Regions from separate parts of the Homo sapiens genome. Here region 2 is linked to region 1. Evidence: chromatin loops called from intact Hi-C (ENCODE). Cell type or tissue: endothelial cell of umbilical vein. All regions are shown on one strand. Each heading gives the region's core, and the rest is flanking DNA. Links, peaks and the distances in the headings are about the cores only. Region 1 overlaps CAPZA2 (capping actin protein of muscle Z-line subunit alpha 2). Region 2 overlaps ST7 (suppression of tumorigenicity 7).

Region 1 (8,341 bases), core at 72-8,071:
TCCTGGGCTGCTGAGTATTTGTGATTAATAAACTGCTGTCAATCTCATCTGTCCAGTGTCAGGTTTTGTATGTTCTGTCAACCTCCCAATTCCAGGGCAAGAACCCCTCCCTCACCAATGGAATGAAGAGGAGGCAATTAAAACAAGATCTCACTTACCTTACCGGTGAAGCCTGAATTTAAGATATGTAACTGGGGACATATCAAGGCACACAGGAAGCAAGGAATTCAGATACTCAAAAATATGTTTTAAGAAAGCAAATAAGGTCTAAAAGCAAATATAGTCTAAACATTAGAAGAGAACATGAGATTCTCCACAGATCATATTATTTTTATCTCAGACATAAATTTACAAGTGTGATTATCTAGTTTCCTATCAGCCAATGGATGTGAAGGGAGGAGAGAAGTGGTTGACATACAACAACGTTTTAACTAAGGAAGATCTGAGCCAACCTGACAAAGGCTGCAGAAAATGAAGTTCCTTCATAGGAACGAAAACATTAGAAACTGAGCCCTGAAATTCAGGAGCCAGTCAAACCTCTTGAGTGCTCTAAACTTTTTTTTTTTTTTTTTTGAGATGGAGTCTCTCTCTGTCACCCAGGCTGGAGTGCAGCGGCGCGAACTCCGCTCACTGCAAGCTCCGCCTCCTGGGTTCACACCATTCTCCTGTCTCAGCCTCCTGAGTAGCTGGGACTACAGGTGCCTGCCACCACACCAGGCTAATTTTTGTATTTTTAGTAGAGACGGGGTTTCACTGTGTTAGCCAGGATGGTCTCGATCTCCTGATCTCGTGATCCGCCCGCCTCGGCCTCCCAAAGTGCTGGGATTACAGGCATCAGCCACCGCGCCCGGCCTCTAAACTTCTATGTAACTGAATTTTTATTGAAGAATCCAAGTTTACATCAATAAATACCTCAGATGAAAATAATGATCAGAACTTTGAGTTACGGGATAACATAAACATTTTAAAATGTCCAATTTGGCCAGGTGCCATGGCTTACACCTGTAAAATCCCAACACTTTGGGAGGCTGGGATGGGAGGATCACTTGAGTCCAGCCTGGTCAACATGGTGAGATCCTGTATCTACAAAAAATTTAAAAAAAAAAAAATTAGCCAGGCATGATGGTGAGCACCTGTGGTCCCAGCAACTTGGGAGGCTGAGATGGGAGGAGCACTTGAACCTGGGAGGTCAAGGATACAGTGAACCATGACTGTGAAACTACACTCCAGCTTGGCTGACAGAGCAAGACCCTGTCTCAAAAACAAAAAATAAAAAAAAAAAACCCTCCAATTTATTGCAAATCTACTGAGACTTTGGAAGTGATCAAGTAACTGGGAAAGATTTTATGGATATTGCTAGTGGAGTGAAAGAAAATGAATTAGAAGCTCTTATATCAATTTTAGGCAATCTTCTTTCACTTGTTTCTACTCCTCAACCTGTAGAGAACTCCTTGTTAGTACACAAATTGGGAAGATAAAATTAATTTATTAAATAGTGAGAAATGTTCTTTGATGGAGCAAATTAGAAGACCTAAAATGGCCATCCTCAAAAATGAACACTTTGCCATTTGGTAGTTTGTGATTCCATTCAACCTTCTTTGGAATCCCTACAAGACTCTGAAGAAAATGAACAGATTTCAGTCATAAACAGTTCAGGCAAGGAAAGAAAAAAAAAAAAGGATATTCATCTTTCAAAACCAGATAATGTTGATTCCACTTTTTTTGTGGGGGGAGGGATGGGGTCTCACTCTGTTGCCCAGACTTGGAGTATACTGGTACCATCCCCGCTCACTGCAACCTCCACTTCCTGGGCTTGAGTGATTCTCCCACCTCAGCCTCCCAAGTAGCTGGGATTACAGGTGAGCACCACCATACCTGGCTAATTTTTGTATTTTTAGTAGAGACGGGGTTTCTCCATGTTGGCCAGAATGATCTCGAACTGCTGACCTCAAGTGATCCACCCACCTTGGCCTCCCAAAGTGCTGGGATTACAGGCATGAGCCACCGTGCCCAGCCTAATTCCATTATTCTTAGAGAGAATTCCCCAGTCCCTTCCCTTAGGAGAGAAAGGAAAGAATGCTGTTTTCTCCATCAAGTAAAAGCACAGTTCACTTTGATAAACCCCACAGGAAACTGTCTTCTGCTTTCCACTATGCACTACTTTCTTTTTGTCAAGTGTCAGGAGATGCTGCTTAGGATCAGAAGTGTCTCTGACTGCAGTGAAAAACACCTTCTGCTGATGCTTGGATATTGCTTGCTATACATTGCACTTGACGTGCTGCTGGCAAAGACAGAGACACTGATGCCCTCAGATTGTATACAACGTGCCTACATCTTGAATCTAAAAAGAAAAATCAGCTTCTCCACATTCTTTCTAGTATGATCAAGAGGCCAGATAAAGAGCCAAGGCAAGTGATACTAACTGGTGTTACGGCATTCACACATCATGTCGGACCAACACATGCAGAAGCCGAACATTTACCACAGTGATGGGAAGAGGTGAGTCACAAAGACCCAAAAAGGACACTACTTGTAGCTAAATCCTGTGGAGTAGTGGTGCCTTACTTTCCTCAAGAAGTTCCTAACTCCCTGGTCCTCCTTAAATGGAAGGTAAAGCATATTTGATATGAGAAGCTGTGATCAAAAGCCTTGGTATCATTATGGGATACCCTGATGAACCAGGCAAGTATCAGCAGGTTTTTGAATTGTTGCCTTTGGCCTTGAGTGATATCTCAGAAAAAGTAGTGAGTGCAAAACATCTAGTACTTTTAATGGCCTATGATACTTGGAATATGGAATTTGGAAATGTACAATCTTACACCTACATTGCTGAATAAGACTGAAAAACTTATCAGGGAAAGAGAACAAAGGGAAGGAGGGCTGGATGAACATAAGCTTCACATGTATCTTTCTGCCTTGCAATCCTTGACTGTGTCACTCTTTGCATTAATGGTACAGAATGTACCTTTCTCAAGCAAAGACAAGCTCCATGGTGAAGTACCACAGGTGGAAGTGACTGGGTTCCCTCAGCCTATGTCACCTCTTCAAGATGTGTTTATTACTGGAAGTCAGAAGCAATTGGTAGTGCTACTTCAGTTTTATAATTACCATCTAGAACATGAGGGTACAACGTGAGAGTTTACTGTGGGTTGTCAATCATTACCACAATTTACAGAAATAGATGGCAAAATTAATGTTACTTCACCTGCTTATGTCCATGAATTCTCCAGATTGTTCTAGTGCCTTTGCTGAACATTTGGCAACATGTTTTCAAACACTAAGGTAAAACTTGAGTTCCAGGAGATTTTAAAACTGTCTGAAGAAAACAATTCCTTAACAGGAAATAGAGTCCTCACCAAAGCAGCTATAAAAATGGTAAACTAACAAAAATTAAAAAAAATTTTTTTAAACCTTAAGCAAGGTTTAAAGGAGATGAAAGTATAAAAAGCAGACAATGTATGTGCATGGTAGCACACAGACATACATGTACACACATACACACCACCAAAAAACAACAACAAAAAACAAAACCCCCAAACAGCCATCTAGAGCCATTAAATTTAGAAGCAAAGGACCCTGCACTCTCCAGCAGTCCAAAGGTACACTACTATGGGAAATAGCTATACTAAAAATGACTCACCGTTTAGCTTAAATTCAAATTTACTGAGGCATCAGTATTTTATCTGAGAATCCTACCTAGAGCCCCTATAATTTCCACATGGTATGGGCCGCCATGATCAAGGAAGGAGACATTAGGGTAGGAATTTTTCAGATATGAACGGCAGTCAGACTCACCTGGAAAGCTTGGAAAAAATACAGATTCCCACCCTCTATTCCAGACCCAGTGAATCTATCTCCAGAGAATGGGGACCTAGAAATCTATGTTTTAGAAAATCTCTCCACGTGATTCTGAAAGGTGACCAGATATTGCACCCATGCCCTAAGGGACTTCAGATGTAAAATTTGAAGTGTCTAGTCTTCTTGAGAAATGACTTATAGGTTTTACTTGATTCTCAAGAAAATGTAACACCAAAAAGGGTCACTGCTTTAGACACTGGTAGTAAAATTAAAGGAGCCACTATGCACTTTTCCACTTCAACTAAAAGAATTATTTGAAGTTGTCTTCCACAGCTCTCTAAAAAATGGCTATGTCTTTTGAGAATTAGAGGTAAAACCGGAGGAAAAAACCACTTTTTTGAACTTTATGACATTTAAATAGTTTATGACCAAGTGATCACTATCACATGTCTGTGTGTCAGGTGAATTTATCTTAATATGGGTAAACTTAAGAGTGGTAATTTGTTTTAATAAGTTTTCCTCTAAATTTTTTTCCTTTATAATTATCATTTTGATTGGTAATTAAAAACAGGGCCCACAGCACTTAACCTGAAACTGGGTCATCTAAAGAACTCAACATTGATTCTTCTTTAAATATGTTTTTACCATTTATTTAAAATATGAAGAAACCCATGAATCCAAAGTAGGCATTATCATCAACTAAAAGAAAGTAAGTTATGTAAACTATTCTTTATCTTACGTTTTCAATTTCCTTTTCCCTTCTGAATCATTTCCCTTATACACCCTAGAATGTTCTCTTACAAAAAAAAAGTATTCTTAAAATGAAATAGCAGGAAAAAACAAAGTAGTAATACATATTTTTCTCTTTTGTTTCACTACCAATTTTTTTCAAGAATAATTTGTACTTACTGTCTCCACTCCTCATCCTTTAGTCAACATTTATTGAGCCCCTAATACAGTGATACAGTGAGACTCAATCCTAGTTGCACATTCAGATCACCTGGGAAGCTTTAAAACAACAACAACAACAACAACAAAAAGGAATTACAGACACTCCAGGCCTCACCCACAAGAGGAGCCTGTGCGTTCATTTTGTTTATAAACTCTCCAGTTGATTCTAATGTGCAGCCAGAGTTGAAAATCACTGATTTAATACAGGCTAGGCGCTCTACTGGAATTACAAAGATGGTGAAGACATAAGGCCTGGCCCTGAAGAACACAGGAAATAAGGACAACAGGTAAATTTATTAAAACTGGTAAATGTTATAACAAAGATAAGTACAAATTGCTTAGGGAGCAGAGGTATGTCAGGATACAAAAGAAGAGAAGAAAGTCCTTGAGTCTGGTTATCCAAAGATGAGTAGTTTACAAGGCAAACAAGACTGAAATGCCGTTTCTGGAAAAGGGAAAATACACACATACTTTTTATTATAGACTCCAGTTATCTGGCTTATGTCTCTCCACTCCTTGCTCCAAACACTAGTAAAATTATTCTCTTGAAGGCCACTAATCCCTAGTCCACCACTTAAACAGCCTTAACTGCACCAGTTTCCTGTCTGTACAATGAAGATAATAACAAGGTTATTCTGACAATTAATAGAGAGAATACATGTTAAAGTCCCTGGCATAGAGTAGGTATAATTTGTTTCTCATTCCTTTCTCTTAAATCCAAAGGCTTTTTTCAATCTCATACTCCTTAATCTCTGCAACACTGAGCACCGCTCCTTCTTGAAATTCTCGTCACATTCTGTGACCTCAGCACCTACTCTGTGCTAGCTATCAGTAGGTAACACTTCGACCTCAAGGGTTTCTCCTCACCTTTAGGTCTCTCTCCACTTCTTATTCCTCAAATCAAAGTATAAAGTATACGCTTCCTGCCCTCTCCTCTTTCCCATGTCTAAGCTTTTTGTCCTAAAGGGCTTATCCCATCTCGCTTTAACCCACAAAAAGAGGATTCTCAAATCTCTATATAATCTCTGGAGCTGACCTCTTTTCCAAGCTGTTTCTCTATCTCCGTATCTGCTAGGCATTTTCACATAGACAATGACTAGCATCTCAAACTCCGTACAACCAAAACTAAATTCACCATTATTCCTCCCAGCTGTGTATCCTCTTTCCTGTGTTCTCCAGTTGTTACTAGTGGTACCAATTCCCAGTCATCCAGACTTTAATGTTCACAGTTTTCTCTGACTCACGCCTTTCCCCTATATTCATTTATCAAGTCTTCTTGATTCCAACTCTAAAATCTATTGGCGATCTTTTTTTCCTCCATTTCTTGTGGGACGAACTTAAACCAGGTCCTAAAGTCCACTTAAGCCAGGTTCTCAACTGTTCTTACCAGCTCTAATCTATCTAGACTCATGGGTCTCAACAAGGGGTGAATCTGTCCACCAGGAGACATTCTGGATTGGTAAGCCTGGGTTATGGTAGTGGCATATCATGTGGGCTAAGGATGTTGCTAAACACCCTACAACGCACAGCATGTCCACCTGCCCAACAATATCTGGCCCAAACTGTCAACATTGATGAGATGGAAAAACCCTGACAGTCAGCTGTTAAACAGCACAATTCACCTTTGCATCTCTTATTGTAAAAGTACCAAATATAGAGTAGACACTCAACTATTTAACTGAATTCTTTTTACACAAAACTCACTGCCTGCTTGTTCCCACTTTCCTGTTATTTTTCCCTATGTTGTGCTCTCTGGTATGAGCTTGACCCCAACTGATGTTTACCATACCCCTAGGCAGAAGTAGCTTTTCTATCTTCTAAATTTTTAGACCCAATTTAGTATGTATATTACATATGTCCAATTCCTCTTCGAATCTAGTTTTGCATTATATCTACCTTCCAGGTGATCGCTACACTTTAGTGAATTTAAAACTTAATCTATGCTGTCATTACTGCTATTCACAAATATTCCAATTCTCCTCTTCTGCCCTGACCTTTCTGAAATTAGGTTTATACATGTAACTTGCTTTAGCTAATTGAAATCTGAGCAGAAGTGACGTGAGCTCCTTCCAGCTACTCGGAAGGCTGAGGCAGGAGAATTGCCTGAACCCGGGAGGCAGAGGTTGCAGTGAGCCGAGATTGTGCCACTGCACTCAAGCCTAGGTGACAGAGTAACACTCCGTCTCAAAAAAACAAAACAAAACAAAAAAAACAAGTGTGCAATTCATTCCATTTCCTTCCCACCACTGCAGTGACTGAGAAGAAAGTTTAGATGGAAGCTCTCTAACCAACTGGAACGCTAAATTACTTCCCTGAGCAGGGCTCTCTGCTAACTCACGCTAGACATACATGGAATGAATGAGATGCAGTACAAAGCCTCCACATTCAACACCCTTGTGCTGAGATTTTAGGAGTTTTGTTACTGAACTATATCCTTGCCTATCCTGATTCACAATCAATATAAGATGCATAACTTTATGTACCACTAAACAAGGAAAAACGCTACCAATGAAATATTACAACCCATTGATTGTACAATGCAGCCTGATTTCAGAGATCTTAAAATATAAAAAAGTATCAGTACTGAAATCAGTGAAATGTGGTATATTTAGTAAATGAATGAAGATGGAGGTAAATGGATTTCAAAAGTCATTTCCAGTAGAAACACTGCGAATTAGAATGTATAAGAAAAGTTCTCAGTCATTAGATGCATAGTGAAACATGTAAATATGTCATAAGAGCAAGAATGCAAAAACTATACTTAATCCTCAAAATAAAATTTATGAAATTCTTTTTTGAAACAGCCATGGGTATTTTCATGGAACCTGTCAGAGAGTGGTTTTCAGAAGACAAAGACCCCATTTTCTTTGATATGCATGAATCTCCTATTTAACAAATTATTGCTATAATAACTTTAACAAATTTTTGCTTCAGGTGACTGATTAGGCTTTTAGGTCATAGCTTGGAACCACAGATCCAAGTTTTGCCATCCTGCTTTTCAACCTTAAAAATTATTTTAGATTCTCTGCTCTAAGTGTTTTCATATCTGTATTCTCACACTAACATGCAATTATTCTATCTATTCAACTACTCATGCAAAAATGGCTCCCAAATGCACTGAAAATTTACTACAAATTTACTTTAATGTACAAAGTCTGAAAAACTCCACTAATGCTACAGCTGCTATCAAGTTCCTGTCTGCAACAGAAGTTTTTACACTTTATTGGTGAAATAACATAATTTATCTATAGAATAGAATTAGGAATGAATATTGTCCACATTAATAGCTTTTTGCTTGAGTTTACCTTCTCAATAATAAGAATTTTTTTTTAAACTTTTTGAGATGGAGTCTTGCTCTATTGCCCAGGCTGGAATGCAGTGGTGCGATCACCGCTCACTGCAACATCCACCTCCCGGGTCCAAGCGATTCTCCTGCCTCGGCCTCCCGAGTAGCTGGGACTACAGGTGCACGACACCACGCCCAGCTAATTTTTTGTACTTTTAGTACAGACAGGGTTTCACCATGTTGGCCAGGCTGGTCTCAAACTCCGGACCTCAGGTGATCCACCTGCCTCAGCCTCCCAAAGTGCTG
Region 2 (8,341 bases), core at 16-8,015, 150 kb before region 1:
CCATGTTCCTGAAAAGGACATGATCTTGTTCTTTTTTATGGCTGTATAGTATTCCATGGTGTATATGTACCACATTTTCTTTATCCAGTCTACCTCTGATGCACATTTAGGTTGATTCCATGTCTTTGATATTATGAATAGTACTGCAGTGAACATATGCATGCATGTGTCTTTATGGTAGAATTACTTGTATTCCTTTGAGTATATATCCAGTAGTGGGGTTGCTGGGTTGAATGTTAATCCTGTTTTTGGTTCTTCGAGGAGTTGCCACACTGCTTTCCACAATGGCTGAACTAATTTACACTTCCACCAGCAGTGTATAAGCGTTCCCTTTTCTCTGCAACCTCACCAGCATCTGTTATTTTTGACTTTTTAATAATGGCCATTCTGACTGGTATGAGATGGTATGTCATTGTGGCTTTGATTGGCATTTCTCTAATGATTAGTGATATTGACCATTTTTTCATATGCTTGTTGGCTGCATGTATGTCTTCTTTTGAAAAGTGTCTGTTCATGTCCTTTGCCCACTTCTCAATGGGGTTGTTTTTTGCCTGTATGTATAAACAATTCTAATCTATTTGTTAAGACATACCCTCAAAAGACTTCTTCATGACAACATCTGTTTAGTGAAATCTCACTTTCCAGGTTATTTAAGATTTTTACAAGTGCAAATAATTCCTCCAAATTCAAATTAATGATGCTTTACTAATACCACCACTTTTACATTTACTATATGTTCCCTAGAAACATATATTCAGTGGGTAATATAAGTCATTCCACTCCAAATAAGTATTCTTCTATCAATGAAAAATAACCTATTCTTTTAATTTTATAACTGGTTTCACCATTGTGAGAGAAATTAAAGACCTAAATTAAATGACAAATATACCATGTTCATGAATTGCAAAACTTAATATTGTTAAAATGTCAAACCTCCCCAAGTTACTTTATAGATTAAATATACTCTCAATCAAAATCCCAGGTCTTTTTTTAGAAATTGACAAGCAAATTTAAAAATGCATAGGGATATGAAAGGATCAAATATAGCCAAAAGAATTTTGAAAAAGAACAGACTTGGAGGGCTTACACTACCTGATCATAAAGCTATACAGTAATAACAATTATAGTATTGGCCTAAGGATAAATATACAGATCCCTAGAATAAAATAGACTAGAAATATAGGGTGAACTGACTTCTGATAAAGTTGCCAATTCCATGGAGAAATGACAGTCTTTTCAAGAAATGGTGCTAGAAGAAGTGAATATTCATTTCACTAAAAAAAAAAAATGAACATTTACCATTACCTCATATTACAAACAAAAATGTACTAAAGATGGATCATAGCACACATAGAAGCAAAACACATAAAACATCTGGAAGAAAATACAGGAGAAAAATATTCGTGACAATAACATAAGCAAAATATTTTTACATAGGACAGAAGAAATTGATAAACTGGACTTCATCAAAATTAAAAACTTAACATTATTAAGAAAATAAAAAGGAAAGCTACAGACTATAAGAAAATATTGTCAATACATACACCTGACAAAAGATTTGTATCAAAATATATGAAGAACCTTCAAAACTCGGTAATAAGAAGACAACCTCATTTTTAAAACAGGCAAAGGATTTGAACAAACACAACGAAAGAAGATACACAAATGGCCAAAAAGAACATGAAAAATTGTTTAATATGATAAGAATGAAAGACATGCAAATTAAAATCACAATATACCATTACACACCCACAAAATTGGCAAAAATTAAAAAGACTGACAATACTAAATGTTGGCAAGAATTTGAAGCAAGTGAACTCCCATCCATTGCTAGTGGGAATGTAAAACGGTATAACCACTTTGGAAAATGGTTTGGCAGTTTCTCAACAATGGCATGCCTAGGTATTTACCTAAGAGAAATGAAAACATATGTCCACATAAAGAAATATACACAAATATTTATATATGCAGCATATATATTTATAGCTATATATTTAACATACAAAATATGTGTTAATTATCCATGTTATCGGTAAGATTTACAGTCAAGAGTAGGCTATTAGTAGTTACGTTTTTAGTGGTAAAAGGTCATGTGGATTTTCAACTGTGCAGGGATCAGAGCCTCTAACCCCTAAGTTGTTCCAGGGTCAACTGTATAGGCATTCCTGCCCACAACCCCAGCTGAGCCCTAAGTCAACAGCTAACCTCAACTGATAGTATATGCCAGAGCTATCCTGGAGATCTAGTTCAGGTGAGCCTTTAGATGACTACAGCACTGACAGAAATCTAACTGCAAGAGACCCTTCATGAGAACCACCAATGGAGTCCAGTCAACCCACAGAACTGTGAAAGATAATAATACATAATTGTTTTAAACCAGTATGTTTTGAGGTAGTTTGTTGTGTAGCAATGGGTAACTGAAACATCATTATACCAACACAAGACCTAGGAAAGTTTCAGATGAGAAATTCAGACTTCTGAGACAAGTCCGGGCTTGGACCATCCATGCGTACCACCAGGCCAGACCCTACCAAAGCCTCCCCCTGAAAACTAGGTGTTCTAGAAGAAGCCAGAGGTGGAGGAGGTAGTAAAGAATACCCCAATGGAGTCACTGTGATTTCCTAATCTATACGCTTTACAATCGGGCTTGCTACTGCCCAAAATATGCCAAAAGCCTCAATCTTAACAGTCTGAAATGCTCACAAAAAAAAGTAAAATAATTTTTCTAGTTCCTGAAATTATATCAGTATTGCAAGCAAACAATTCTCAATTTTCATGCTGTACATAAACTGATGATTATTAGTAACTCATTATTTTTACTTAACCTTTAAGAATGGTAAGCAAACTTAGATTAGACATAGTCAACTTACCAGTACATGGCAAATTATCAGTATATGGTAGTTTACCCACTAACAAATTTGGGCTTAGTAATAAAAGTCCATATGCTATTATTTTGTTTGGGTCATTTGTTCCTGCTCTGAAGGATGACAAGAGCTGATTACTGGCATGTTTCTGACATGTACCCATTATGTGTGATAAACTCCTTGGCCTAGAAAATTTTATTAAACTCAATATTAACACCCTACAAGCCCACACATCATATTTTCAATGATATTACCTTACTCCACAGCAGATTCAAATTTTAAAGAACATGAGCACTTGATATATGCTAGGTACCCTGCTACACTCTGGGGATTTATTGTCAACTGATAGGAATTTCATTCAGAAGAGCCCAGTGGTGGCTCTGAATCATTAACACATTGACATTACTGAGAACCATAATGTGACACAGACTGGTGTGTTTATTTTATATCATTCATTCATTTTAGAGACAGGGTCTTGCTTTGTTACCGAGGCTTGTCTTCAACTCCTGGGCTCAAACAATCCTCATGCCTCGGCCTCCCAAAGTGCTGAGATTACAGGTATGGGCCACCATGTCCCGCCCAGAGTCTAAAGAGAGACATTTCTGGAACACTTAAGATTCTTAACTTTATTTTATTTATATTTTATTTTTTTTTACTTTACTCTTTACTTTTTACTTTACTTACTTTACTTTACTTTACTTTACTTTACTTTACTTTTACTTTACTTTACTTTTCACTTTTGAGACGGAGTCTCACTCTGTTGCCCAGGCTGGAGTGCAGTGGTGTGATCTTGGCTCATCACAACTTCTGCCTCCTGGGTTCAAGCGATTCTCCTTCCTCAGCCTCCTCAGTGCTGGGACTACAGGCATGCGCCACCATGCCCGGCTAATTTTTGTATTTCAGTAGAGACAGGGTTTCACCATGTTGGCCAGGCTGGTCTCAAACTCTTGACCTTGTGATCCACCTGCCTTGGCCTCCCAAAGTGCTGGGATTACAGGCGTGAGCCACTGTGCCCAGCCCTTTATTCTTAATTTGGTAAGTATTTGTATGTTTATTTAAATATTTATGTGTCTATTACTCATACTTACATGGAAAACATTTGCACTGATGAAGTGTTCTGAGTGGACAACATTCCAACCTTTAGTGGCTGATGCTAATCCTGCAAGAGTGTCATGACCAATCAATGATGCTTGCCACAGGGCATCTGGCATTTGCCAACCCTGACCCATTTCACATTTCATTAGTTTCATACAGTCTCCTCCCCTCAAACCTCCTATTGGGTCCCTTAAAATATTCCCATCATACAACTTCCAGTCTTCACCCAGCCTTAAGAAGTGACATCTCTCTTCAGCCAGTATTTTCCACTGCTGGACTCTCTCTCCACAAACACCCCTTGATAAGCCCTACCCTGGCAGATATCCAGGCCCCCAAAGGCCAGTTCCCCTAACACAGAGAGTTCATTGGATAAGTCACACTGTAAGCTTAGATGGTAGATGGTTAAACCCTGGTAGTACACGGTAGAGCCATGATATGAATCCAAGCAAGTGAAAGCCAGAGTCTCTGCAATTAGTTGCTGCATCTGGCATGTGGTTGCTGCCATTTCTAAACATGCATTAAATTGCATATTCATTTTTTTGCTCATAAGTATCTGAATTAATTACTAATACAAATAAAATATATTGAAAATCTTATTATTTACTATTCTAGCACAGTAAATGGGACCTTTTAAATAATATAGCATTTGTGCATTTTCTTGTTAAAAACATTAATAATTATGTTAACTCATGCTTTATATTGACTAGGAAAAAATGGAAGGATATCAATACTCTTCAAAAAGGAATAAAAAATGACTATACAATTTATAGTCTATAAATGACTATACAATTTGTAATGTCCATATAGTCTCATATTGAAAATTTAACAGTATTTGAACATAAATTAATGCAGTGACTATTATTAATGTTTAAAAAATACACATGATCAATGACTTTTCCAGCTCAGAATCCATAACAACAATGAATCCTATTCACATCCTGTGTAACTCCAAGGGGATGCTATGGGGAAAGTTTCCATATATGGTAATTTTCCCCATAGACTCCCCACAGTTTATACAGGATATGAATCTGGTCCATTGTGACAATGAAAACAACAAATCACTGAAGACTCACATGTAATTTTTTTTCTGAACAAACTACAGACTAACAAATAGACCAATACTGAAGGGAAAATAAGAAATCTGAGGATTTAAAAATAACCATTGCATATTTTTACTCCATTTCTGTACTAGTATATAAATATGCAGAAGAAAAAAATTTCCTTATTTACTTTAAAATATTATCTTGATACTAAAAATTACAATGTCAACTACTAACAGCCAAGGAACTCAAACGGAAATTTCACATCAGAATGTGTGTTATCAGAAAAAAAGAAAAAGTGATATGGTAAGATGAGTCAAATACATTACATGAGTTTTACTTTTTCAAGCTCCTGTATGACTATGTTCCAGTATAATGCCTATAATCCATAATTATTTTTCCATGTTTGTGACTTCAGCAGTCTGTGGTTTTCTACTTATCTAATGTCATGCAATATTTTTCTTTTACATTCAATGCTCTAAGTGCAGACTTAGAGGTGGGTTTTTGTGCACATACTTAAGTATTTCTATTTTTGTTTTAAGATGAAAGCATCTAAAATCCGATGCAGCTAAATCTAATAACCAGATTAATGTTATTAATGGGAAAGGAAAATGGCTCATGTTCCTAAATTACCTAGTTTCATATGACAAATAATAATAAAAAGGAAAACCAAATAGAGTACTAAAATGCCAAACATACTAACAGCAAAAACAGCAGTCTCTGACACAATGATTTAGTAATAATTAGATGCTTATTTTGAGAAATGGTCCAGATGTGAACAGCCATTTTTGAATGACCATAGTTACTATTCAAATCTCAGCCAATTCACAGAAATCACACACCAAAACAACAGGCCCAAGTTTAATCTCACATGTGACCAGTTACCAACAATGGCCTGAGATGCACATAAAAGACTACAACTCACTTTTTTTTTATCAAAGAGATGTCTGTTTAACTACAGTATCTTGATGACTTAATATTGCTAGAGTATTATTCATTTGACTACCTCTCACACAATGGCTCAAAATTTCAGAAAATTATCTAGTTCTTGGTAACATGGTACCATACTCCCTATTAAAACTGAGAAGCTGTCAGTTTCAACTTAATGCACTCATCAGTAATGAAAACCAAAAGCAGCAACTGAACTTTTGATGCCCATCAAAGACAAATCACATGGGGTATCAAACTGTATCCCAAATTATTGCCAGCATCTGGCTGCCTACCCCAGGTGATGTAGCTATCCAGGGAATGGCAGGGAGTATGTGTGGACCAGCCACACCAGAGCTAAAGAGGACTCCTGATCCCCTGACACAGCCATCCACTAGTTTCTCATCTCCACTAAGCTCAGGTTGGGGGATCCTACTAAAGCTTTGTTGGTTCTCTGGTGATTTATTTTCCCCCTCCACAGATGCTCTAGATGTTCTTTTTAATTATTATAACTATACAAAAAATTTTGGAAGAAGGATAAAATAATGCTATTTGCCCCAGGGACACTCTGTTTCTCAGCAGGTAAGGTGTTGCTCTCTTCACTGAACTAATAAGGTAGGTGCTTTGGAAGATGCATTAACGTGTTAGACCAGGGCACAATTCCCACCACAGTACTTCTTAAGTGGTACCCTTGAGAATTGAAAAAGCAAAACATGGGAGAGGAGACAAGAGGAGGACTGAGCCCAATAAATGCTAATTAAATAATTCATCATACTTAAAGTATCTACTCTTTGAAGAATAACTGGCTTTATCAAGGAGGATGTAACCAGATGTCAGCAGTGCAAAATCAGTTTTCCTCAAAACCATTTACTCCACAAAAAGAAAGGATGAAATTTTTTCTCCCTTTCTCCCTAAAAATATTTTCTCCTCTTATAAAATTTTAAGAGAAAAATTGTTTAATTTTGAAGAATTTAATCAATTTATTTTAAAATATATCATTAAATCAGCCAGGTGTGGTGGCTTACACCTATAATCCCAGCACTTTGGGAGGTTGAGGCGGGAGGATCACCTGCAGTCAAGGGTTCAGGACCAGCCTGGCCAACATGGTGAAACTGCATCTCTACTGAACAAAAATACAAAAATTAGCTGGGTGTCATGGCACATGCCTGTAGTCCCAGCTACTCGGGAGGCTGAGGCAGGAAAATCACTTGAACCCAGGAGGCAGAGGTTGCAGTGAGCCAAGATTGTGCCACTGCACTCCAGCCTGGGCCACAGAGCAACAGGGTGAGACTCCGTCACACACACACACACACGCACACACACGATATATATATATATATAATCAAATTAAGAACTCCAAATATACATTTTAATTATCACCTTCCTCAACAAAACTTGATAGTACTTTCTTCTTACACCTAAAGTATTCTGACCACAGAAACTAAAACTGTATATCTTCAAAGCAGTTAAAGAGCAGACACGCTACTCCCATTTTTAGACATGGGAAACTTTAGTAAAGGAAAAGCTCAGTGAAATACATCAAGATGGTAATAAACGGAGTTACAGAAGCTATACTTCCTGCTTTGTGATGATTAGTCTACACATACTATAGAACACCCATTTCAAAGTGAGCCCAAAATAGACTGACTGTGGCCAATCTGCACAACTGTGGGAGATTCAGATTCACTAAGTCAAAGAGATGAGACTAGTATCATTGGAGATATTGATGAAAGCAGTGTCAGGCATAAAAGAGCATTTATTAATTCTATTGCCATAGCTGTGTAAGTCTTTAACTTTGAAGAACTAGCGTTTACTCTTCCACATAATTTTTTTGGTATTTTAAAGGCTTTTTTTGTCTGTTTTTTTTGGTGAGGAAGGGTGCAAGTATTTAAAACAATATTATTTCAGTAAGACAGAATGTATTATAATGTGATATCCAGGCTACTGCAAATTTCTGACCTCAAAGGTCTGAAACATAAAATCAACTTAATCAATACAATATTTGAAAATGAAGACATTTCCTTCTCTTACAGGCAAAGAGCAAGGGGGAGATAAAGAAAGTTTAAAAGAGCCACTTACAACATGAATCTATGGCATCAGAAGTCAGAATAGTGGTTACCTTTTCATGAAGAGGGGAAATAATATTGACTGGGAAAGGCCACAAGAGAACTTCCAGGGGAAATGGAAATGTTCTGTATTTTGAGCTGAGTAGAGTTCTATGGGTATAAACATGGGCAAAAATTCACTGAGCTGCACACCTAGACTTAAGCATTTTACTGCATGTAAATCATACCTCAATTTAAAAAGTAAAAGCATCCTATACAAGTAAGGCACTGCAACCATAATCAAGGGTAAGAATCACGAAATCAGAATAAGTTAGAAAAAAATTAACCCTTACCAGGATCTACCACAGTA

Evidence for each region. Peaks named below come from ENCODE experiments on the same cell type or tissue, not always from the same donor. Only the 100,000 strongest peaks of a DNase experiment are listed, where the experiment ranks them.
Region 2: it touches region 1 in a loop (2.9-fold over the local background); 2 of 110 quality-filtered maps call a loop at or near these places.

The regions. Positions count from the first base shown.
Region 1 is chr7:116,868,482-116,876,822 of GRCh38, reverse strand. The region is part of intron 1 of CAPZA2 (capping actin protein of muscle Z-line subunit alpha 2); the gene reads right to left. It also overlaps the pseudogene LOC100418716. Among named protein-coding and RNA genes, the nearest start is that of CAPZA2, 10 kb to the right of the region's middle. In endothelial cell of umbilical vein, for the core only: no CTCF peak of the experiment used is centred there; DNase peaks (open chromatin) are centred at 4,662, 5,352, 6,352 and 7,022; H3K27ac peaks cover 6,433 bases.
Region 2 is chr7:117,022,704-117,031,044 of GRCh38, reverse strand. All of the region lies in intron 1 of ST7 (suppression of tumorigenicity 7), which reads right to left. Among named protein-coding and RNA genes, the nearest start is that of MIR6132, 6.7 kb to the right of the region's middle. RefSeq lists an enhancer at 6,276-6,365. In endothelial cell of umbilical vein, for the core only: no CTCF peak of the experiment used is centred there; a DNase peak (open chromatin) is centred at 4,974; H3K27ac peaks cover 1,951 bases.